Linked DNA regions of Homo sapiens: all the other regions are linked to region 3. A link is a loop called in an ENCODE intact Hi-C map of the cell type or tissue named here. Cell type or tissue: MCF 10A. All regions are shown on one strand. Region 1 has its middle 22 kb from the start of SLC10A1. Region 2 overlaps SMOC1 (SPARC related modular calcium binding 1). Region 3 holds the start of SMOC1 (SPARC related modular calcium binding 1). Region 4 overlaps SMOC1 (SPARC related modular calcium binding 1). Region 5 overlaps SLC8A3 (solute carrier family 8 member A3).

What was found. A loop is a pair of places that touch in the nucleus more often than their neighbours do. Peaks named below come from ENCODE experiments on the same cell type or tissue, not always from the same donor. Only the 100,000 strongest peaks of a DNase experiment are listed, where the experiment ranks them.
Region 1: it touches region 3 in a loop (9-fold over the local background); 9 of 110 quality-filtered maps call a loop at or near these places.
Region 2: a loop joins it to region 3, with 15 times the contacts of the local background. A loop is called at or near these places in 39 of 110 quality-filtered maps.
Region 4: a loop joins it to region 3, with 15 times the contacts of the local background. A loop is called at or near these places in 40 of 110 quality-filtered maps.
Region 5: it touches region 3 in a loop (13-fold over the local background); 4 of 110 quality-filtered maps call a loop at or near these places.

What each region holds. Positions count from the first base shown.
Region 1 is chr14:69,816,584-69,821,583 of GRCh38, forward strand. No RefSeq gene overlaps it. Among named protein-coding and RNA genes, the nearest start is that of SLC10A1, 22 kb to the left of the region's middle. In MCF 10A, CTCF peaks have their summits at 2,297 (motif pointing right) and 2,509; a DNase peak (open chromatin) is centred at 2,298.
Region 2 is chr14:70,025,970-70,030,969 of GRCh38, forward strand. SMOC1 (SPARC related modular calcium binding 1) reads left to right here. Exons shown (of 12, transcript NM_001034852.3): 12 at 4,273-5,000. The coding sequence ends at 4,289. Among named protein-coding and RNA genes, the nearest start is that of SNORD169, 50 kb to the left of the region's middle. In MCF 10A, a CTCF peak has its summit at 2,020 (motif pointing left); a DNase peak (open chromatin) is centred at 2,022.
Region 3 is chr14:69,874,798-69,879,797 of GRCh38, forward strand. SMOC1 (SPARC related modular calcium binding 1) reads left to right here and starts at 4,619. Exons shown (of 12, transcript NM_001034852.3): 1 at 4,619-4,980. The coding sequence starts at 4,882. RefSeq lists a silencer at 4,717-4,806. In MCF 10A, a CTCF peak has its summit at 2,876 (motif pointing right); DNase peaks (open chromatin) are centred at 2,934 and 4,564.
Region 4 is chr14:70,010,493-70,015,492 of GRCh38, forward strand. It overlaps SMOC1 (SPARC related modular calcium binding 1), which reads left to right. Exons shown (of 12, transcript NM_001034852.3): 8 at 262-454; 9 at 993-1,075; 10 at 2,894-2,999. Among named protein-coding and RNA genes, the nearest start is that of SNORD169, 35 kb to the left of the region's middle. RefSeq lists an enhancer at 121-1,320. In MCF 10A, a CTCF peak has its summit at 2,988; a DNase peak (open chromatin) is centred at 2,969.
Region 5 is chr14:70,071,720-70,076,719 of GRCh38, forward strand. The region is part of intron 2 of SLC8A3 (solute carrier family 8 member A3); the gene reads right to left. Among named protein-coding and RNA genes, the nearest start is that of SNORD169, 96 kb to the left of the region's middle. RefSeq lists a silencer at 2,213-2,507. In MCF 10A, a CTCF peak has its summit at 2,433 (motif pointing left); a DNase peak (open chromatin) is centred at 2,402.

The DNA of each region.
Region 1 (5,000 bases), 58 kb before region 3:
ACGTGGAAATAACACTGTATTTTGACCACCACGCTGTATGGGGTTAAATATTTTATTAAAATTCATCTTGCTTGCTTCATTTTACTTTAAAATCTGTCATCTAGAAAATCTACAGTTAGATACATGGCTTGTGTTTGTAGCTTGTGTGATATTTCCAGTGGACAGCAGTGGACTAGAGTGCGAGCAGTGCGTGGCAAGAAAGGCTTGGATCTGTGTTGATCCTGAAATAGAGCTGAGGAGAGCATCAGGGGTAAAGGAGGGAGAGCTGAGCCATGGGTTTATCGGTTTTCCAGGAATGAGGGATCCTGGGGAAGAAACACGTCTGGGGAGAGGCCATTCATGAATAAAATGTGCAAATGTTGAGCGGTCCCTTCATCATCCAGGTGGAGATGTGGAGTATGGGGCTGGACTTTAGAGGCAGTCAGGATGCACAATGGAAGTCATCAGCGTTTGGGTGGCATTTATAGCGCTGGGACTGCAGGAGATGATCTGGAAGTGAACATGAAGACGGAAGAGAAGAGGACTGAAGTCAGAACCCTGAGGTGCTTCAGCATTTAGAGTTGGGGAAAAGGAAGAAGATGCAAAGGAGACTGGTAAAGAATGACTAGTGAGGCCACAGAAACCCAGAAGAGTGTGGTGTCAAAACGCCCTGAAAAACCACCTGGAGGACCGGACCTAAGTGGCTGCTGCCCCCTGGAAGCAGGTCCCCCGCGGGGAGGGGGAAAGGAAGGGCTGCACTGCAATGCTTGGTTCCTTATCCTGAGCTCACCCTTCCCATCAGTCACTACACAGCAGCAGAGAGGAGGGACCTGGGCCTGGAGAGTTCCACAGAAGCCAGGGGCATGGAGATGGCCCCCACATGCCTGCTGCCTTCGCCTTTCTCTTCCAAGAATCCAGAGTGGCTGAATTGGTTCAACCCTCATAACCGATAATTCTCCTGCACTTGAATCTTACTCTCTCCAGTCTATTCTACCACACAGAATGGGACATGGAATCTCTCAAAGCCCAGCTCTGCCCTTCTCTGTCTCTCTGCCTCCTTGTCTCTCTCTCTGTCTCTCTCTCTTACTTACACACACACACACACGCACACTCACACACACCCCATTTAGCAGCCGTCAGTGTGAAATGGATTAAAATCCAAGTTCTTTTTTTTGAGACGGAGTCTCGCTCTGTCCCCCAGGCTGGAGTGCAGTGGCGTGATCTCGGCTCACTGCAACCTCTGCCTCCTGGGTTCACGCCATTCTCCTGCCTCAGCCTCCCGAGTAGCTGGGATTATGGGCTCCCGCCAACATGCCCGGCTAATTTTTTGTATTTTTACATGTTAGCCAGGATGGTCTCGATCTCCGCCCGTCTCGGCCTCCCAAAGTGCTGGGATTACAGGCGTGAGCTACCGCGCCCGGCCTAAAATCCAAATTCTTTAGCAAGACGTCCAAGGGCTTCCCTGATCTGACCCCGATCAGAATCCTTCCTGTCCTGGGGGGGCCCACCTCTCCTTGGAGGAGAGTGTTCTCTTCCTCCTTAAAGGTTTGCCACATTTGTGTGTGCTCCATGAAGGTGCTTGGTAAACATCTGGAAACCCTCAGGACACCTTCCATAGGCCCTTCTGTTCCTTGTTTCCCTGCCATGGCTTCCCCACCGGAGGATAAGCTTCTGGAAGACAGGAGCAGAGACGTGAGTGGGTGGATCGGCAGGGCAACTCTCTGGGCACCCAGTTGCACGACAGCTTTCAGGTTTCGGACTAGTTTTGGCAGTGTTATCAATAAGTGGTGACTTGTTATCCACATTTAAAATTCTTAAATTTGCCTCTCAAAAAATCGCCCAATTTAAAAAATTGCAAAAGAGAACAGAAGAGAAAAGAAAAATTACAAGAAAGTTGGAAACATTTTGCTGACAAAAAATTTTTGAGACCTTTTGGACATTGCTTTATATCTACATGCTTGTAAATGAGCTTCTTTGGTTAAGTGTGAATGATTAAAGCTTTACATGGGTACATGTAGGAAATTCCTTATTTAAGCATAAGGGATTACATGATTTTTGTTTTATTAGAGAATCCCTTCTCCAGCCAAACAAATGTTAAAGAGATTTGAAGGGGCCCCAAGTTATCATCCGCTGCCCAGAAGCCCTCATGTCTCCATCTGATTCTATAAAGGAGTGTGGGTTGGTCAGTCTTTACATTTCCTGTAACTCTTAGAACGCTGTTAAATAAGTGATGCTTTACACGTGGTAGGGCACTTGCTGTGTTCACCGGAATCAAACTAACGGACAAAATTTCAGCTGCACTTATAAATTCTACCACCAGAGGGCAGTAAGTCATCACTGATGGGATTGCCCTGCTGTCCCTTAGGTGCAGGGCAATCCCGTCAGCGGTGTTTGGGGAGGCGGGGAGGGGGGTGCGGAGTGCAGATGCGGGGGAAGGAAGGGATAAGGAAGATGTTTTCATATGGATAATCCTTTGTGGAAGCCGGAAAAACCTGCCAGAGGGATAACTCAGCTTGACCTGATTCACAGCTTCTTAAAGCACTGTGTATAAACACAACTTTCGTATTGATTTTTCTATACATCCAAATTTCCCCTTGATCTTTCAACCACAGTAGTTCTGAAATAATATACACTTCTCTTGCTTATGTGGTTCAGATCTTCTCTTCCCAATTCCAAGACTTCTAATTGGTTCATAAAGCAACATTTAAGAATACGAAGTCCACTTCCTTCCCCATTTAATAAAGGAACACCTATAGTGCCTTCTGAAGGCCTGCTATGTGCCAGGCACTTTACATATCAAGTCCTTTTTATTTATCAAAACAACCCTGTGAAACAGTTACCATTAACCCCATTTTACAAATGGGAAAACGGAGGCACAGAGAGATAAAATCATTGGTCCCAGAACAAGCCAGTGGCAGAGTGAGGATGTGAACCCAAATCTGCTGGCCTGCCCACTCATGCATGTATCCCAGTTTTTCTCCACCTCAGCCCTATTGCCGCTTTGGGCTGGATAGTTCTTTTTTGGGGGCAAGGACTGTGGGCTGTGTATTGCAGGATGTTTAGCAGCGCTATCGGCTTCTACCCCCTTGATATCAGTAGCACTCTTTCCCCTAGTTGCAACAACCAAAAATGTCTCTAGACATTGCCACAAGGCCCCTGGGTAGCAAACCGTCATCGGGGAGAACCGCTGATGTGGAAAAGCCTTGGCTGGGCTTCCGGATGCAGCAGACCAGTGTTGCCTTACAGCAGGAAGCCAGGGCTCTGTCCAGGCGCTGGCCTTCCAAGTGTCCCGCTCCAGCTGTCTTCCAGTTGCTGCTCTCTTAGAATGAGGCATCCACAGTACCTACCTGCTGCACTTCCACTTTTCTGCACCATATTCTATTTTCCAGGGCCTCCCTGGGCTTGTTGCTGGTTCTCCTGGCTGCTGGAGTGTGCACCTCTACCCCTGGAGTGTGCCCAGTGTGTCTAGCCAGTGGGGAGGGCGGTAGGCAGAGCTGGACATGGGAACTAGGTTATCTGGATACAGAAGTGCATGCAAGGCCCCTCTGCTGGAGGATGCTGTTAGAGGTGGGAAGAGAAGGGTGATGGGCTGTGGGCCAGGGTCTCCATTTGTATCTTGACTAGTTCAGGGTGGGCCTGCTTCAGACCCCTGCGGCTGGGGTAGTTGGGGGAGATGTGCTTGTAGGTGATACATTTGTGACACCCCAGTTTGAAGACCTCAGAATCACCGTGTCTGCCGACACAGAAAGGCTGTTAGGGCTCCAGGCTGTCTCCTGAATTATGTTTCTTTAGGGAAGTTTTCACCATGTTTACTGCTCACTTGGTGGTCATTTCCTACCTACAAAAGTCACTCTTTTTCTCCTGGAAAAGCAGACAGGAGTCAAACTAACAAAGGCATATGGAGAAGAGGGGCTCAGCCAGGCTCTCTTACCCACTGAGGAACCCTCACTCATGACAGCCTTCCAGTGGAGAAGCAGTCGAAATCATGGCTTGTAGCCCCCGCAATGGAAATAGCTTTATTTTTATTAGAGGAAATCATTGAAATGACTTACAGGCATACTTGACTACAAGTAATAGAGGTGTGGAAATGTTTTAACTCATTTGCAAATACTTGAAGTACAAAATTTACTCAGAATTCTCATTAATGGGTATTTATTTATTTTTAATTTTATTATTATTATACTTGTTTTAGGGTACATGTGCACAACGTGCAGGTTTGTTACATATGTATACATGTGCCATGTTGGTGTGCTGCACCCATTAATGGGTATTTATAATGTTGCTTTCAATCATTTAAACACAATAAATAATACATATCTGTCAACAGAGGACTGGTTATAAATTTATAGCACATCCGCATGCTGGAACCCAAGGCAACCATTACAGCCAGCAGCAAACTTAAAAAGATGAGGCACACTGGGTGTGGTGATGCACGTCTGTGTATCAGGTACTAGAGAGGCTGAGGTGGAGAATCCTTGAGCCCAGGAGTTCAAGTCCAGCCTGGGCAACATAGCAAGACCCTGACTCAAAAAAACAAAAATGAGAAAAAAAGATGAGCCAAGAGTAATTTATTCACATGACAAGTATATTCTGAGCCTATGGTATGTGTTAGTGCTGAGTAAAACCCTGGATAATAAAAACATGCTTTGACTTGCAAAGATATCCATCATAGAACATTAAGTTTAAAAAGCGAGATCACAGCATACATAATACAATCACATATATGCTATCATATATTTATACAGAGGTAACAGTAACCATTTACTAAATGCTAAGATTCACTGCACACCAAATATTAGGCTAAGCATGCATGTATGATAATTTTATTTAATCTTCACATCTATGAGGTAGGTTTTTTTTTTTCTTTTCTTTTTTTTTTTCTTCTGAGATGGAGTCTTGCTGTGTCACCCAGGCTGGAGTGAGTGGCACCACCTCAGCTCACTGCAACCTCTGCTTCCCACGTTCAATCGATTCGCCTGCCTCAGCCTCCCGAGTAGCTGGGATTACAGGCATGCACCACC
Region 2 (5,000 bases), 150 kb after region 3:
AAGATGAACTTACACTGTGTTGCAGTTTACTCTTCCGATTACCCCTTGAAGCCAAAAGGATTCTCTCTCTCAATTCCTAACCTCTAGCACCGTACATGGCACCTGGTAATTCATTAAGTCCTTGTTAGATGAATGAATAAGTGAAGGAATGAATGGATGGGGGGGTTGCCCCTTCCGGTGACATTATGCTCTGACACGCTTGGAATTTGTGGTCCTTTCGCAGAGCACAGTCAGATGGCCAATGTCGGGAAGAGACCATCCAGTGTCAATGTAGACCCCAGGCATACCAGGGGCACTCCTGGGCTAAGCGATGATGCTCTGTACTGCCCCTGCCTTCGGCCCCCTTCCCGTGCTAGTAGTTCTGGTCTGCACAGCACACGGAAGCCAAGCAATGGCTGAGTGTGGTGAGCTCAGATCCACCGAGCTCAGGGACTCCTCCTAGCCTTCCTCTGAAGCCTTTCCAGGCACCAGGTGTCTGCCAGTCCCAGCTGACATACAGGACCTGACAGAAGCATCCAGAGAAAACTGAAGTAGAATGTAGATTTAGGGATCCCTGGTCATCTGGATGTTCCTCCTCAATCCAGGCTCAGCTGCAGACAAGTGTTAGTTTCAGTTATCCTCATAGCTTTGCCCACAGAGGCCCCTAGGGTGCTTTGGAGTGCAACTGTCATTCTTCTTGGCCCAATACACCCTCTTGAACCTCTCACCTCAAAGGTAGGACTATGGAAAGTCTGGCCAGAAAGCCCGTGTCTGTGACATGTCTCTGAATGTATATACACATGTCTGTTTGTGCATGTCTCTGTGGGTAGGCCTGAGTGTGCACCTGTCTGTGTTCATGTCTGTGTCTGTTTGTACATGGTCTACACTTATGTCTTTAAGTATGGCTATGTGTGCATGTCTATACACATGTGTGCATGCATTGTGCATATGTCTGTGTATGTCTGTGCATGTGTCTGCATATGTGTGTGTATGAGTGTGATGGAGTGAGGGAGAGTAGAACATTGAGATAAGAGGAAGAGGGTATGTAGGATTAATCAATGGGGTGGGGTGAAGTGGAGGCTGAGTAGACTTAAAGCCTATGCAGAGGCAGAAAGGATTCCTGTGTCCCCACTCTCCATTTCAACACACACCACAGGACACACTGCTCTGGACCCAAGCAGCCCAGAGCTAGAAGGCTCTGTGGGTCCTCTAGTCCATTTTGCAGTCTAGGAGTCAAGGCTAGCCCAGAGAGGAGTAGCGATTTGCTCAAGGGTACATGTGAGGTACCACCACTGCTGGCGCTTGGCCCAGCCTCAGGATTCCTGGGCCAGACTGCTGTCCCCTCCAGGAGAAGGACCCCAGTGTGTTTGAAGATGTCGCCTTGTGTGAGCAGGCCAGTCTTGGTTGCCTGGTGAAGCCAAGGGAGTGGCCAGTGGGGGAGTCTGGGGAAGAGGGGGAGCAGACCAGCCTGGGGGCAGCGTGGGCAGGAGTAGAGGTGTTGCAGGGGGTGAGGGTGCCACCAGCAACCTGAGTGGGGAAGCCCACAGTTTCCAGGCAGGCAGTGCCTATGGGATGACGGACCACTATTGAGAGGCCCAGGAGCAGTGTGGGTATACCATGATCAGGCACAAGTAGGGGCTGGAGTAAGTGCAGAGGCCCTGAAGTCAGATGGGCCTGGCTTGATTTTAATCCCAGCTCTGACAATTACCGGATCTTTAATCCTTGGCAAGTTACCTAAACTCTCTAAGCCTCCGTTTCCCCATTTGCAAAGTGGAGATTATAGTACCTACCTCAACGATTTGGTGAGGATGTAATCAGATAATGTGTGTGAAGAACTTAGCACGGTACCTGGTACATAGCGAAGGCACAAAAGAAATTGGTAGCGGTAGAGGAACATGTCCGGGAAAGAAGGTATGAGTTTCAGAACTGCCCCCTCCATCCCTCTGCTCTGCAGGGCGGCAGAAAAAAGCCCCTGTGGTCAATGGTGTGCAGGGGCTCCGGGAGCAGAGCCTATGCGTCGGTCATCCATCCCGTGTCGTGCGGTGCCCCCTGGTGGGCTGCGAGGGGCTTGCATGCTAGGTGGGGACAGAAGCTGGCTGGGGGAAGGATGCCGAGCTTGGGGACCAGTAGAGTTTTGGGTCCAAGGGACTGAATTTTTGGAAATTCCACTGGATCACAGATATTTTACCAACCAGACTCCTCCCTGGAGAGCTGAATTCTCTGCATAACATGCCTCTTTCTTCACTTTCCCAATTTATAAAGCACCTTCACTGGGATCATTGTCACTGTCCTGTGAGGCAGGCGGGGTGGGGTCTAGTGCCTCCTTTTCTCAGAACTATCCGCTCTTCTTTTGCCTTGTCTGAGGATGCCAACTGCCTGGGGCTCAGCCTTCTTCTCTTCCATCCTCCCTGATGGCTCAGAGCATGATTCTGGAGGCAGCTAGCTAGGTCGGAATTTGCTTTGCCGCATGGAAGCTGTGCCATCCTGGGTGGGTTACTTGATATCTCCAAGCTTCAGTTTCATCATCCTAAGATGGAGATAATTTTATCACTCTCAAATAAAGTCGCTCTGAGGATTAACTGATAGGACTTAGGTAACAGGATTAGCACATAAGCCTCCATGAAAAAGAGCTGGTTACGGCTAGCTGTCCATTTTGCTTCACACATCTCAGCCTGGTGGGCAGGACTGCTGTGCACCTCCTTTTTAGATGTGCTGACCTTTCTACTCAGCAAGGAGAGAAGCAGCTGCTGGAGGGAGTGGAGGAAAGGTGGGATTTGAAGTCAGCAGCCTGACTCTGCCGCTTCCCACCTGCCTGCCTTGGGGCTGTCACCTTCTTTTAGAGTTCATGTCCTCCTCTGTAAAATTGGATAAACCGATATCCACCCCACGCCCACTCCACCCCATGTCCGCTCTCCTTTCTTCAGTTGTAAGGAATATTGGCATAACCCAGGGGACATGGAGCTGTGGCTCACATGACCAGCGGGTGGGCTTGGGTTCTGCAGCGCTGTACACTCCTCAAAGCCCTTTCTCCTCCTCCATGAATTCAGTGGATCCTCAAGGCAATTCTGAGAGGGAGGCAGAGCAGAAGCCGTACAGCTGTGGTTCTAGCTCCCAGGCTGTAGACTGACCCAGAGAGGTTCAGGGGCATGCACAGAGTCACGTGGCCCTAAGCATCTCGGAGTGGTGGCGGGGGGCAGCTCTTGATGTGCTTGCCCCCAGCTCCTCGCTCCTCTTCAAGAGGCCAGGACCTGCTGGAGCAGGCGTGGCAGTTTCCACAATGGCTCAGCACCCTGTGGGGAGATGTGGGTGTCAGCAGAATGAGGCTGGGACTTTGTGTAAGTCGCCCCTCTGCTCTGAGCTGCTGCTGGATTCCTTCTACCTCTGACATTCTGTGACTCGGGGAACCAAGACCTGGGACAGTTCTGTCCAGGTACATCAGCACCAGAGCCCTTCTTAGTGGATAGCTGAGGGATTGCAAAGAGGTGCCCAGCAGGAGCCAGGCCTTATGGAAAAGGGACTTTGTGTGAAGGCGTTGGCCAGTAATAAGTTCACCTGAGCCATAGACACTCACAGAGCAAAAAGTAGGGCCAAACAACTTTTTGCTCTTTCCCAAGTCTGCTCTTTATTCTGAGGGTCAGAGAGGACAGAGACCCAGCATACGGAAGAAGGTGCCAGTTCTCTGGTCAAGGCCACTCAATGTCACATGTTCCTGGTTTGTTGCAGGTGGTAGCCTTGGCAGTTTCCCCCAGGCAAAATGAGCAGGCACAAACCCATTCAGTAAGTTGCCCCTTTCTGGGCTCCTCAGGGGTGAAGGGATTGGCCAGGTGACTTAAGCTCCCATTTTCAGGTTGTTTGCTGAGGACACGAGAGAACTATTGGGTCAGTGCCAATGGGATTCTGCCATCCCCACCTGTAAACAAACCCCTGTCGTTTCCACCCCAGCCCCAGGTTGAAAAGCTGGCATGTGAGAGTAGTGTGATCTGAACAGAGTGCACACCCTGCAACCCACACTTCCCTAGGCCAAGCCTCGTTCTCTCCAATGCCAGACTTATTTCAGTTGCAGTGGTGGTGCCTCATAGTGGCAAAGGACAGGCTGGTAAAACATGCTCATCTGCAAGTCCAGGCAACCTGTGCCCCACCTAGCCTCATAGAGGACAGCAGGTGGAAAAGGCTGCACTTGTGGGGAAATTGATGGACATAGCTGGATTTCTCACAAGCCCAACTCTAACTTCTTGCTTATATCTGCCCCCGACCTTTTTTTTTTTTTTTTTGCATTCTCCTTCCTTCTCTCAGTAGGACGCCTCGTCTAAGGAGCAGAAAACCCAAGGGCAGGTGGAGAGTCCAGGGAGGCAGGATGGATCACCAGACACCTAACCTTCAGCGTTGCCCATGGCCCTGCCACATCCCGTGTAACATAAGTGGTGCCCACCATGTTTGCACTTTTAATAACTCTTACTTGCGTGTTTTGTTTTTGGTTTCATTTTAAAACACCAATATCTAATACCACAGTGGGAAAAGGAAAGGGAAGAAAGACTTTATTCTCTCTCTTATTGTAAGTTTTTGGATCTGCTACTGACAACTTTTAGAGGGTTTTGGGGGGGTGGGGGAGGGTGTTGTTGGGGCTGAGAAGAAAGAGATTTATATGCTGTATATAAATATATATGTAAATTGTATAGTTCTTTTGTACAGGCATTGGCATTGCTGTTTGTTTATTTCTCTCCCTCTGCCTGCTGTGGGTGGTGGGCACTCTGGACACATAGTCCAGCTTTCTAAAATCCAGGACTCTATCCTGGGCCTACTAAACTTCTGTTTGGAGACTGACCCTTGTGTATAAAGACGGGAGTCCTGCAATTGTACTGCGGACTCCACGAGTTCTTTTCTGGTGGGAGGACTATATTGCCCCATGCCATTAGTTGTCAAAATTGATAAGTCACTTGGCTCTCGGCCTTGTCCAGGGAGGTTGGGCTAAGGAGAGATGGAAACTGCCCTGGGAGAGGAAGGGAGTCCAGATCCCATGAATA
Region 3 (5,000 bases):
GGGAGGTGTCCTTAAAAAGAGGAGCATGCTCTTCTTTCCTCTTTTTCCTTCCTGTTGGCTGGAAAATAGATATGATGGCTGGGGCTTAAGCAATCATCTTGTACCACCAGGTAGAGCTGCTTATTATGACAGAGAAATAATAGAAGGAGCCTGGCTTGGAGGAAGCTGCCCGAAACTTTCAATGGAGTTGTGTACCAAAGAGAGAGCTAAATTTCTAAATTGTTTGTCACTCGAATTATTTTTGTCATGTGTATTTAAAGCTAAAGGAGTGACTTTGGTAAGGTTAAATGTCTGCGGGTAAACTTCATTTGCACACTGGGACTAATAATACTTACCTTAGCCTAATGCTAAGGTTACAGCAAGTTAGTCATAAATCTAAAAGCAGAACCTAGGAATCTTAATGTCTCAAGCTTCTAAGCTCACTAGTGTTTTTGACAAAAGTCTTGGACCTTAGATACAGTGTACCTCTTTCCATTGGTAGCTATTGTAACAAATGAAGCAAATATAAATCAGGATATATTTATGTTATAGAAGCACTCTGCTCCAGAGCCTCATTCAGGATCTACCTCCATCATGAGACCTTCCTGCCCATTAGGCCTACAGTGGGTCATCTCACTCTGAGTTCCTACAACACACTGCAGGCTTTACTCTTTTTTTTTTGAGACGGAGTCTCACTCTGTCGCCCAGGCTGGAGTGCAGTGGCGCAATCTCGGCTCACTGCCAGCTCCGCCTCCCAGGTTCACGCCATTCTCCTGCCTCAGCCTCCCCAGTAGCTGGGACTACAGGCGCCCGCCACCACACCTGGCTAATTTTTTGTATTTTTAGTAGAGATGGGGTTTCACCGTGTTCGCCAGGATGGTCTCCATCTCCTGACCTTGTGATCTGCCCTCCTCGGCCTCCCAAAGTGCTGGGATTACAGGCATGAACCACCGTGCCTGGCCAGCTTTACTCTTAAATGTGGTCCCCAGGTATCTCTCTGGTCTGTGTCTTAAATTAGATGGTAACCTCTCAGAGGGCTGGGTGTGCATCCAAAGATCCATCATAATAATGAACATTGTGCAAGGCGTAGAAGGAGGTGCATCAAAGTGCTTACTAAAAATGGATGAAAAGATTCTATTCTGAAGATGAGATGAGGAAAGAATCCTCTGGATTATATAGAAACACAGATATATATATATATATTTCTTTTTTTCTAGATGGAGTCTCGCTCTGTTGCCCAGGCTGGAGGGCAGTGGTATGATCTTGACTCACTGCAACCTCCATCTCCCAAGCAATTCTCCTGCATCAGCCTCCCGAGTAGCTGGGATTACAGGCATACACCACTGCACCCGGCTAATTTTTCTATTTTTAGTGGAGATGAGGTTTTGCCATGTTGGCCAGTCTGGTCTCAAACTCCTGGCCTCAAGTGATCTGCCCACATCGGACTGTCAAAGTGCTGGGATTACAGGGGTGAGCCACCGCGCCTGGCCAGAAACACAGATATATTTGAAACTGGCATTTCTAGTTAGTACTAAATATTTGAGGCCTTCAGACCTCAATCTGTGATATAAAGTATTAATTTTCATCTACTGAAATATCCCATTGCAAATAGAAGTCCCACAAGACAAGGAGTATGACTGAAACTGGACAAACCAGATGCCAAGATAGTCAGATTATTTTTGGACCATGAGTCTGGCCTCCAGGGAAAGAAGAAACTTGTCAATTTTACTTTTTTTGCTTGGATCAGAAGATTAAGCCTGGCAGAGAGATACTGTTTGGGACTAGTGGTTCTCTGGAATTCCTAACCTTCTCTGGGCTTGGGAGGAGTTGGGAGAAGAAAATGCATCATCTGAATGATGGCCATGGTTACAACAGGCCTCATATGCCAACCAGAGGGAAAGAAAATACTTGCTGAGCAGAGTAACTGGAAAGCAGTTGCTCATAGTTTGAACTAAACTACATGATTGAAATCCAGAATAATGTAGATTTTTGGACCAGTGAACACTTGGAAATAAGCTTTCTGGCTGGAAAGCAGCATTTGATGTTAGGGATGGAAAGGGCTATTGCAATGCTTTTTCCCTGGGCACTTTGTGCTGCCAGATACTCAGGGCCATCTGAAGCATATTTACTTACTCCAGCAGATTTCTCAATAGTTCCAGCAACAGGAAGGAGTTGACCAGCTTGATAGGTGAATGTAGCCAGGTGGTAGAGTCAGGAAAAGCCTGTCACACTGCTGAGCCCGATGGTAACAGTTCCATCCTGTTGAGCCCCTGGAGGGTGAACACTTAGGTGGACACATGGATATTGATGTCAGTGCTGCACAGGGCACGGTACTGGACAAGTGTCACAAGTCCAGCTGGGCAAACTCCAGGATGCCAGGTCACAAGGGCTGTTTCCAGGAAGGGCTGACCCCTGATGTTTACATCCTTTTCCTCTGAAGCTCAGTGGAGCTCACCAGTCTCAGTTCACCTTGTAGGCCACTGAAGAAATTCCCAATTAGCACAGAGGAACGTCCAACCCTATGGGATTTGAGACTGGAGATTGCAGCCATCACATGATGGAAGCAGAATTAGACTCCAAAAACCTTGCCTTGAGTCTCGGCGTCTCGGCTCTGTCATTTGCCAGCCAAATGAGGCCAGGCAAGTCACAATCTCATGGAGTATTCACTTATCTACCTGTAAAGTAGGAATGTCTGACCTATTTCAGAAGATTGTTCTGAGGATAAAATGAGATGAGGCATTTGTCCTGTCCTCTTCAAATGCCATATTGTGATACTTTTCACTTAATTATTTTAAGGGCTTTAAAGACTCCATCTCCTTTACTTTTGACAACATCTCATGGCAGGGGATACTATTTTTATCCCCATTTTACAGAGAGAAAAACGGGACCCTGGATGAGTCAAGTGACTTCTTCAAGCTTATACCACTAGGTGGCAGACTCAGGATTTGAACCCTGCTGTACAGCTCCAGAGTCTGTCTGACCAAAGCACTCATTCCCAGTGGAGGAAAAGATAGACCATTCTTTTAGAAGTGCGCTTCATTTTTGTTTGGAGAACCACAAGTACTTTGTTATTGTTCCAGCATCCAGTCTGAGCTTTCTTGTCAGAGGGCAATGGGGAGAGGGGAAGTCGTTTAAGCAGGGAATGGTGAGTTCCGGTTTGCTGCTTAAAAGGATCACTGGCTTCTAAATAGCGAATAGACACACTGGCTGCCGTGTGGAGGTTGGATGGGGCCAGTGTGGAGAGAGGGCAAAACTGAATTCAGGAGTCAGGTGCGAAGCTGTTTCATGGAATCCAGGAGAGAAGCCCTGAGGGAGCAGAGCTAATCTTAGGACCTCTCAGACCAGATAGGGAGGGGGAGTGTGGCACTGATGCTTACAATCAAATTATAGAAAAGAATCCCTCCCTGCGAAGTAGCCCATACTGATGGAAGTAAGCACTAAAGGTTGTTCTCCACATAAGGAGATCGCTCTGGGTTTCATTTTGCGCCCCCCCGCCCCCTTCCCTGTGATTTCCTGGAGATGTCAGTCTCACTGAAGGCAGCTGAGCACCTTGCTCTGTTGAGGAGCCGGTGTGATGCAGCTGTGACCATTCCCAAGATGGCCTTCCGGGGATGGCCCTGGGCAGAGCCCCCCAACATCTGACTGAAGCTCCGCTGAGCTGTCCTCTCCAAGAGGGTCGGGCACCCGGGAGAGATCTCCTCTCCTTGTTCTACCCCATCTCTGGGATCTCTGCATCCTCAGACTGCCGCCTCCTCATCTATACTTTTCCTCCTTGTCTCCCATCAGGGGACCAGGGCCTCTCTGCCCGCCTCTTCCAGAGCTGCTGGGCTATAGAGAGGCTGCCCCTTGCCCTCCAGTTCAGAGGGGGAAGCTAGGATGCCTGAGTTCCAATCCTGGATCATACGGACCATAGGGCTGGGAGATGTGTGTGTGTGTGTGTGTGTGTGTGTGTGTGTGTGTGTGTGTGTGTGTGTGTGTAGGGGGTTACCGTACCCAAGAGGCCCTCCCCAGCGGCCAATGCCCAGCACACGCTTCACCTTGTCCCTTGCGACTTCTCCCGGGGCAGCCGCTGTGAGACTCAGGATGTCACCTCCCAGGGAGAGTCTTTGAAAGAAGTGGATGCTCCCATTCCCCACTCCAACGCCACAGCCCACCCTGTGCGGGTCATCCAGCGACTTCCCAGTTACTCTTCCCAGATGCAGCAGGGAGGCAGATCTCTCGGCGCCTTCGTGTCACAGCATTCTCATCTGATAAATGGGGCTAGGAGTATTTTCCCTGCCTACTTCACCAGGATGTTGGGACAATCACGAGCTTGAGCTAAGAAATATACATGCTTAAGGCATTATTATTAGCCAGGTGAGCCTTCTGGTGGGTGCCGGCTGCTGGGGCTCTCTCAGGCTTCCTCGGGCAGGAGTGCCGGGAGAAAGTTACTCTTTATCCCACTCTCTCCCGGGGCCTACTCCCGCGGAGCTCCTCGGCGGGGGGTTGACCACGAGTGGCTCCTCTTGCCCCTCTCCCATTGGCTTTCACCTGCCAGAGGGTCGGCTTCAACAGGCCTCTTGGCCCGTCAATCAGGCCCGCCGTGCTCCGCCCCGCCCCTCCCGGGGGTTTATAACGGGAATTCCCATGGCCCGGGCTCAGGCGTCCAACCTGCTGCCGCCTGGGCCCCGCCGAGCGGAGCTAGCGCCGCGCGCAGAGCACACGCTCGCGCTCCAGCTCCCCTCCTGCGCGGTTCATGACTGTGTCCCCTGACCGCAGCCTCTGCGAGCCCCCGCCGCAGGACCACGGCCCGCTCCCCGCCGCCGCGAGGGCCCCGAGCGAAGGAAGGAAGGGAGGCGCGCTGTGCGCCCCGCGGAGCCCGCGAACCCCGCTCGCTGCCGGCTGCCCAGCCTGGCTGGCACCATGCTGCCCGCGCGCTGCGCCCGCCTGCTCACGCCCCACTTGCTGCTGGTGTTGGTGCAGCTGTCCCCTGCTCGCGGCCACCGCACCACAGGCCCCAGGGTAAGTGCGCCCCCAGCTTT
Region 4 (5,000 bases), 140 kb after region 3:
TTGCTGCAGTTGAACCTATTTGGTGGGAATGCTAATGAATGCTGGCAGCAGAGATGGCCACAGGGAGGTTCTGAACCTCCAGGCCCCTCAGCATGCGCTGGCATGGGAGACAGCTCTCTGTGGTAATTCATCAATGGGGCAGCTCATCAGTTCCTGGGTCCAGGCCTGGTCCTTGCTACTTACTTTGGATGCTGGGCACAGAAGACAGGAGTGTTAAATCACAGGAGTGATAGTCACCACAGGCTGTGTCTTCTCTTGCAGAGAAAGTCTATTCGTGTGACCAGGAGAGGCAGAGTGCCCTGGAAGAGGCCCAGCAGAATCCCCGTGAGGGTATTGTCATCCCTGAATGTGCCCCTGGGGGACTCTATAAGCCAGTGCAATGCCACCAGTCCACTGGCTACTGCTGGTGTGTGCTGGTGGACACAGGGCGCCCGCTGCCTGGGACCTCCACACGGTAAGCCCCCCAGACTGGGTCCTGGGAAAAACGCACCTGCTGGCTGTTATCCATGCTGGCATCTCCCAGTGTTCCTGCCCTGGTCTGGTGGGAGATGAGTGCCTGGGAGAGCCATGTTTTCAATGAGTAGAAGAGTTTCAGGTAGAAAGACCCTGGGACCTGGATTCTGGTCACAGGCCTGTCTCTTTCTAACTTAAGACCTTGGAACAGTACTTAACCTCTCTGAACGTCAGTTTCCTGATGAGATTATTGCCCTTTCTAAGCCACTAGCTTCCATGGATCAAAAAAGATACTGCGTGCAGCTCAAGTATCATTGTTATTATGCTTGAGTGGTTGAAATGACATGCCTGAACATGTCTCAGTGGGAACATTGATGCTAAGATTGCCTTGTAGCTGCCGGGCAGCGCAAGAGATATCGTTCTGCCCACCCTCAGTGCTTTAGGCTTGGTGACAACATAGATCATTGCTGGGCAGTAGTGACTGAAGTAGGCTCAGTTGCCAGCCCCTCCCAACCCCCCCCATATCTCTCTTTTCCCAGCTACGTGATGCCCAGTTGTGAGAGCGACGCCAGGGCCAAGACTACAGAGGCGGATGACCCCTTCAAGGACAGGGAGCTACCAGGTGGGAGACGATGCTGCCCTGCCGGCGCCATCACCTCCTTCTGTTCCTCCACCCTCTCATTATGCAGAAGAAGCTGTCTCCTCTTTGTCTGTTTCCCCATGTGTAAGATGGAGCCAGGAGCCGTGGGATCTACATCCTGGTCTGGGATTTATCCCTAATTAGCTCTGCTCTTGTGCACATTGCTTCTCTTCCTTGTGCCTCTTCGTCTTTATAATGCAGTCATCGGGTTAAAATCCCGTCTGCAGTTCCACAATGCGTTGTCCATCTGAGGTCCATGAGGACAATGTTTTGAGCACTGTGAGTTATTTTTTCCAGAGCTGTGAGGATAAGATAGCTTATAGGGAGGGGCTGTCCTGAGCGATGTGGACAGTGTCTGTTGCTTGCTCTGAAGAGGCAGATGACCCCTGGTGACACAGGACGACCATGGAGTGTGACACAAGACACATAGGCAGGGCCCTGGTACCTCCAAATGGCTGATGTGCGGGTTTCCCCTTATTTATAGCAATCTCTGCCTGCAAGTTACAGTAACATTACTAAATATTGGTGGCTTGGAATCTTATTGTCTTTACACAGCACAAAGTCAGATTAGTGCTGGTGGGAAATGGGCCACCTTCCCATGACCTATCAGGACTCCAAGTGAGAACTGAAAGCAGAGAGTTCTAAGAGTCAGGGATTTTCCACACGAGGTTTGTAGAAATCACCCCATCACAAGAATGGAGTCATGGTGGCCAGGGTACCCCTTTTAGCTAACCCCTCAACAAATGTGAATTGAGATTCTACTATGTGCCAGGCACTGGGTATAATCTAGTGGTCAAAGTTGACATGAGACTTACAGAGTGGAGGAGACAGATTGGATATGAATAAATGAATACAGGCATTTATAGATAGTTGTGGTGGGTACTCTGAGGGAAAAGCGGAACATGCTGTGAGAATGGCAGGGAGAACCTGCTTTAGATTCCACAGCTTCTCTGAGAAGCAAGTGTTGAACCTGAGACCTGGAGGATTTGGGGACAGAAGAGAATGAGCTAGTTGCTAATTTCTATGTGGAGTTGCTTTGGAGAGGAGCACTGGGAGTAGTGTAGAGGGCCCATTTGGTGCTGGTGATCGTGACTTTATAGGACACCCATTTATCCAGTTGTGTGGTGGTGTTTTCCCCAGCTACGTGGTGTAGACATGGAAAAGGCACATCTATAGAAGGTTCTTCTGTGCTTTACTGTGTTTTCCTGGAATAATACAAGGAGGAAAAAAGGAACAAGGACTTGGGAGTATTTACAAGAGAGATGCTGTAGTTATAATGTAAGATGGTTGAGGAGGGAAGTGAAAAAAGGAGGAGGCTCTTGGATGGATCTGGTGGTAGGTGTACTTAAGTCAACTTTGACCACTGGGGGTTCTCTCCCTCCTTTGTGCTCCCACAGCCCCTAGTTCTTACCCCTAGCACAGTATTTTTCTCACTTTAGGACGACTGCTTGGCTATTAGCTTGAGTTCCCCTGTAGATGTGAACTTTACAAGGATAAGGACCTTCTGTATTGTTAACTCTGTATCTCTAGCGTTTAACATGGTGCCTGAGTTGATGTCTAGCAAAAATGTGTGGAATGGAAGAAAATTGAAAGCATTATTTGGTCTGATGGTCCTTTGTGGGGTATGGGTAAAGGAACTATGGAAGTTTATGAGACTCATCTGATCAGTAAACAAATCACTAAAGTGGATTTGGCTGGACAAGAAGGGCTTTGAGAAGTTTAGGAAAGGATGGTAGTTGAGAAAGCTGTTGACTTGATTATTATCTGGCATCTACCTTCAAATCTCATTTTATCTTTTAGGCTGTCCAGAAGGGAAGAAAATGGAGTTTATCACCAGCCTACTGGATGCTCTCACCACTGACATGGTTCAGGCCATTAACTCAGCAGCGCCCACTGGAGGTGGGAGGTGAGATTGTGAGCAGGAATCAGGCCCAGGAGAAAAATGTGGGGCCCCTGACTTTTCAAATGCTGAGGGAGGGTGAGAGAGTGGGCAGGGTTTGAGGAGGGCAAGGGCTGGAAGTTGATCTTTTTCCTGAAACCATGTACCCATAGCTTTGACCCGCCTTCTGTCAAAAATCTTCCTGCCCCTCTACCTTCCCTATTCTTTGGGAGCTGCTTGTCCCTAGCTTTTAGTTACCTGATTTATAGGAAAGTCCAGGGCTGTCTGGGACTTCCAGCTGTTTAATCTCAGAAGGTGATGGGTTGGAGTGAGAGTTCTGAATGGCAGGAAGGGTGATGGTTATATCATGGGAACAGGGAGGCAGAGAGGGAGCACAAAGCACTTTGCAATTTTCTTCTCTCCTAGAAGGCAGGAACCAAATGCCTTTTTGGCATCCTGAGAATTCCAAGGAGCTCTTGGCAATGGAACTGGACACTCATATAGCCAAATACAGCTCAGGTCAGGAATTGAGGTGGTAGCTGAGGCAGTCCTGATGTGAGGCTGAAATGCACATGCTCCCCAGTAACCAGCATTGCTGGCACTCATGAGTTTGGGCCCATTAGGCCAGTCGGTTGGAGATGCATGCACGCATTCATCCATCCGCTTACCACCTTTTGAACATGGAAAACACAGCAAACACTGGGCTAAGGATGAGGTATCTGGGGATAGAGGCATGTCCCACCTTCAAAGGATGCAGCTTAGCGGGGATACTAGACCATAGATAGATACTTACAAAATCTGTGGTGAGTGCTAGGACAGAGGTGGAAGAATGGAGAATGGTTGTCTCACTCAGTCTGGAGGAGTCAGAGCAGGCTTCCTGGAGAAGGTGATATCTGAGCTGAGTTTTAAAGAATGGGTAGGACTTATCTACCTATCAAAGAAAAGATAGGTAGATAAAGAAAAGAGAAAGCCATTCCAGAGAGAAGGAAAGGATACTGTGGCTCCAAGAAAGTGCATGTCTGTGGTTCAGTTAGCTTGGGCTGGGGTGGATAGGCGGAGGAGGAGGAAGCAGAGGAGGTAAGAGTGGTAATCGTGAGATGGAAGAGGTGGGCAGGACTCAGATCCCGAAAGTCCTGTGAGACATGCTGAGTAAGACTTCTGCTCATGCTCATGAAGCCAGAAGGGGAAGCACAGCAGAGACTGTTGGAGACAAGTGTGGTAGTGTCTAGGCTCCTTACAGCAGGAGGGGAGGTACTCTAGGCTTGGCAGGGATGGGCAGCCTGCTCTGAACTTATATGGCTCACTGAGGAGGGAGCGTTAGTCCCCCGGCATCTGCCCAGAGGCAGAGCTGTTATCCATAAGGCAAGGAATGCCACAAAGAGAACAAGCCTAGGCCTTGGAAGGACCCCAGCATAGCTCCCTCAGTGGTGATTGGCAGGACCATGTGGTATGTGTTTAGGGTAGGAGTTTAGGGCTCCAAGTGGAGCTGTCGACGTTTCTGCATCCTGAGGCAGAAGAAGGCAGCCATTTTGAAAACCCAATTTTATATCAAATCAAAGTGAGTGCACACAATAGCCAAGATATGGAAACAACCTCAATGCCCATCAATGGATGACTAGATAAAGAACATGCGGTATTTGTATACAGTGGAGTAATATTCAGTCTTAAAAGAGAGAGAAATCCTGTTATATTGGGGGCATTATGCTATGTGAAATGAGCCAGTCACAAGCACAAATGCTGCATGATTCCACGTACATGAGGTACCTGAAACAGTTAGACATGTAGAAGCAGAGAGCAGAATGGTGGTTGCCAGGGGTTTGGGGAGTTGCTAACCAATGGGTGTCAAGTTTCAGCAAAGCAAGATGAATGAGTCCCAGAGATCTGCTGTCCAACATTGTCCTTATAGTTAACAGCACGGTGCTATACACTTAGATGTTTGTTAACAGGCTAGATCTCCTGTTTAATGTTCTTACCACAATAAAATTAACAACAACAACAAAAAAAAAACGAAAGAAGAAAAAAGAAAAA
Region 5 (5,000 bases), 200 kb after region 3:
GAACTTGCGAGATAATAAATGGGTATTGCTTTAAGCCTCTACGTTTCTGACAATTTGCTACACAGCAACAGACAACTAATATGGAAGGCTTATTTATTTTATGGAGGCAGGAACCTGAGCTAAATGATCTCTTGGAACTACCCTACACCATCTATTTTGTGAACAAAAAGAGTGTTTCGGGGTGCGTGTGAGAACGTGCACAGACTCCCCTTTTGCTTTGGTATCTATTCTGGACCCTCCTTTGAGCCCTCTGCTGCATGCAGCTTCTACATACCTGTGACTAGCTGGACTCATCAGAGATAACCTACTGAGGATGTGGCTTCCCCTAGGGAAAGTGTAGGAACATTTTGTCTCTACTGACAGTAAAGAGCTGACTGCTGGACATGTTTATGGATGTAGACCCATTTGAGGACTTGATGCTCATTCTGTTAATTCTGAAATGTCTGGGTTTATAACTGGGCATCACAGCCCATGGGTACTCCTCTGCTTTCCTAATTACCCACTTTCCCAGTGCCTGGAGAGCGTGTTACCTGTGGCTAGAGGGAAAGGGACATCTGAGGTAACTGCATGATTATGGACCTAGGGTTCAGGATATGATCACAGGCAAGGCAGTGCCAAAAACCTCAAAAGGATCACTCACTCTGTTTCCCAAAGGTCAGGGCAAAAAGAGGGAATTTCTAATTTTTTAGACATTATTCTTTTAAAGTAGATGCCTTTTTTTTTAAGGTTTTCATGCCTTGTAGGGTAGCTCTACAGGGTAGAAAATATTTTAAAATCACAAAATTTTATTCTCCCCTTCCTTTCTTACAGAATAAAGACTTAAGGATTCCAATTCATCCTAAGAATTGGAAACTCTCTGTAATGTCTATCTATCCGTCCATCCATCCATCCATCCATCCATCCATCCATCCATCTCTGCAACCTGAACTTTTCTTTTTTTGTGAGAGAAAAAAAAGAAAGCTCTCTCACCCAGGCTGAAGTGTAGTAGCATGATCTCGACTCACTGCAACCTTTGCCTCCCAGGCTCAAATGATTCTCCTGCCTCAGCCTCCCGAGTAGCTGGGATTACAGGCATGCGCCACTAAACCCAGCTAATTTTTGTATTTTTAGTCGAGATGGGGTTTTGCCATGTTGGCCCGGCTAGTCTCAAACTCGTGACCTCAGGTGATCCGCCTGCTTTGGCCTCCCAAAGTGCTGGGATTACAGGCATGAGCTACCATGCCTGGCCTGCCACCTGATATTTTCAAATTTTTCCATACAAACTCTGCACTTCAATTATCTTCATTATGCCCCAAACATGTCATTCCTCTGCTCACCCTGAGAATTCTTCCTCTTACCCTTCCCTTCCCTTCCCTTCCCTTCCTTCCTTCCACTCTTCCATAATAAAGATTTCCCTCCTTCTTTGCTGCCCTATGGTGGGAAGTGCTTTATATTACTGCTTATGTGTGTATTCATGTGAGTGGGGGTATGACGGAGTGGGCTGAGGGTTAGGAACGTTGCACTATACATTAGAGGGAGGATCTGGCCTTCTTGAAAGTAGTCTCTGTATGAGTGTTACCCAGTTATTCTCAAAGGGGAATTTAATCTTCAACCTCCATATCAGTGGGTCTGTGAAGGTTTCATCTCTGCATGTGACTCAGTTACTTACAGCTCCATTTGGGCCCCAAGTTTGTCCTGACTCACTTCAAGGGGGCTGGGGTGAGGGAGACAGGAATATTCACAACTCCAATTCTCTCTTTTTTCTAAGTCAAGAGAAGTAAATATATATATATATGCATGCCAGTAGTCTGGGAATAAATGATTGCTGTGCCCTGAAGTTGATAAATCCCCTTCTTGGAAAGGCAGTGAGAAGAATCTATAAAATCATTTTATTTAACAGTGTATCTGTTCCCAGCACTGAAGAGAACAAGTGGCTGGTTATCTGATTCATGGCTTTAGAGATGTTGGATCTCTCTGTCTTGTCTTCTCTCACTGCTGGGAATCTTATTTTGAGAGAACAAATTTGATCCAAGTAGAAAAGAGAGAAGTTTGTATTGTATACACGTGAAACACTGGGTCCAAACAAAACCTTCTAATAATTAGGAAGAGAGAGGAGCTGGCTCTTCAGGACTTGGGTCAAATGCAGTCAAAACGCCCTGCCTTCCACCTTAATTCCCTGTCCACTCAAGCTCTGAGAAAGCCCATATTTCTGGTGGATAATTTCTAGAGATCCTTGTAAATAGCAAATCCAGGAAAGATTGCTGTCCCTGGGCTGAGCAGAGAAAATATTTCAATTAGAGACTTAACTGCATGGGAGATTAGCTGATTCTATAGACATTTTCTTGACTGAACCCATCAGGGACTACACTAAAGCAAAGCTGCAGTGTTGCACAACTGCACTGGGCTCCAGGCACATAGAAGCCAATGAGAATGCTGCCCCCTGGTGGTGTGCAGCACAGTGGCACTGGATGACAGAACAGCCTACAGGTTGCATGTTAGCTACTGTCCCCATTTGGGGTGTGTTGAATTGTGGGTCCCAAAGGGGTTGTCAGAAATTTCCACCTGTGAGAATTCGAGATGACCTGTTTTCCAATTTAGAGTTCTTCCCTTTTTCTCCCAGTCAAAGGGGAAATTCTTGTTTTATACCACCTGGAGACAACGTAGGTCCCAGGCTATTGAAGGGTTGGAGTCAGTGGGCCTAAGTGCTTGTCCCAGCTCGGCTGCAGGAATAGTGGATCCTTTGTGCTAATGTGACAATCTAGCCTGCTGCTAGTTTCACAGAACCTAGTGACCTTGGGAGGAACATAGTAGGCAAACTACTTGGGAGATAGACTTTAAAAGCAGAAGCTGAGATTATCACAAAGGTGGGGAAGGGAGACAGAAATCCTATTTCCTCTATGCTTAAAGGTCTGAAGTTATTCTTATGGTCAAAGCAAGAGGCTGATATAGAACAGACAGGCATAGATCCAGGACAGGGATCAGGGTGAGACTAGTAAGTCAGAGGTGCAACATTTAAGGGTACACCTAAAAACTCAGTAATCAAGATCAATAATATTTTAATGCAATGATTTTTAAAAGTTGCAATTAATGCAACAAATCCATGATAAACAAAATATCAAAATGTTAATAAAGACAGGTTCCTATCCTGCCCTTGCTGACTCACTTCATTTACCTTGCCCTAACCCTAACCCTAGGGAGGCGACTCTAGTGGTCCTCTGATGCCTTGTGGTGTAATAGAGAGAATGACAGTAGGAAGAGTCGAGTTTGAGTTCCGCTGCTGCTGCTTACTTACTACAGGTTCTCCTAAGCCTAAACAAGGAAGACAAGAGATTGTTTCTCTTTTGAGATTGTTATGGGTCATGATATGAACAAAAAAAATACAACTCTTGTTTTTGGAAACTGCAGGTCTCCTTCAACTGTGTGTATGTGTGTGTGTGTGTGCGCGCATGTGTGTGCGTGCGTGTGTGCGTGTGTGTTTAATATAACTAGGGCTTTTAGTTCACCCTCCAGAGCTAACCCCTTAAGCCTTTCAGGAAGCCAGACAACGTTCTCAGCCTTTCGGGCTCTCTGTTCGTCTCTTCCTTCACTCCTCACTGGCCCTTCCTTTTCTCTCTCACCAGAGGAACTATCTGCCCTTTGCAAGAGCTCAGCTCCCACGTGCCTGCCCAAGGTTTGCCATAGGCCGCGTATCCTTCTTATTTTTAGGCAATAGGGAGGAAATGGGAGGAGGGTGGAGTGTCTTCTTTGAGGACATTGCCTTTGAACTGTGCTCTGGAAAGGTGGTGTCCAGTTTTCTCTGGCCTTCACTTTTGCCTTCTGCCTTCTGCCTTGTTGGGCTTGCGTGAGTGGCCCGCGCTTATTTGTCAGCGTGGTCCCCCTCTGCTTGGAACCGTCTTCTCTGCCACACCACCCTACTTAAACCACTTTCTCTTCTTACCTGGCCTCTTGCAATAACCACCTAATTTATCTCCCTGCTTCCATTTCTCTTAGCCTGTTATGGTCCATTCTCTCCTCAGCAGGAGTGCTTAAAAACAATTTTTTAAAGAAAATTATAACATGCTGCTCCCCTACTTAAATCTTTCATAGGTTCCCATTGCATTTAAAATTAAAATTGAACTGCATAATCCAACCTAGGAATTCTGAAACTTTAGCATACTCGGAATCATCTGGAGGGCTCGATAAAACACAATGAGGTGCCCCATCCCAGAGTTTGTGACTCAGCAGGTCTGGGTGGGGCCTGAGAATTTGCATTCCTAACAAGTTCCCAGGTAACATTGATGCTGCTGGCTCCAGAACCACAGTGAGAACGCTGATCAAGCCTGCAAAGCCTGACCTTGATGCCCCCACTCCCCCACTCACCTTCTACTACTTTTCCACCACCCACTCGGCCTGGTCATGCCTGCCTTTGTTCTGTTTTCTCAAATATCTTGTCCTCATTCCTGCCTCAGGGCCTCTGCACTACCTGCTTCCTCTGCCTGGAGCTTTCCTTCTCCAGATAGTCTCATGACCAGGTTCTTTTTAAATGTCTTAGCTTACATGCCACCACCTTGTCTGCCCGGTCTGCTTGGCCCTCCAGCTACTCTCCATCATATCTGTTTCCCTTTATCTTGTTTATTTATTTATCTGTAAGTGGTCTGTTTCCTTCATCAGAATAAAAGCTCCATGAGAGCAGGAACCTTGTCTGTGTTCTTTGCCAGCACCCAGCACAGTCTCTGGCACATAGACCACACGCAATATATATTTGTTGAATGAATGCATGAATGATTAATGAATACCAGTAAGTGGTGGAGCCCAAATTTGGTCCCAGGCCTTTCTCACTGCAGAGACAATCTTAATGCTTAGTGTGTGATTTGTGCTAGGGATGCTGAGGCACACACTTGGCTGGTCTCCCTGACTCTATTCTTGCACACATTACTCCCTCCCGAGCACTATTATTGGGCTACTCTTAGGAAAAGTTCACCTTGATAGCTCCTGTTTCCCTTCCCAAACAAGTCTAACCTCCTTTTCCTGGCCTTCAAAAC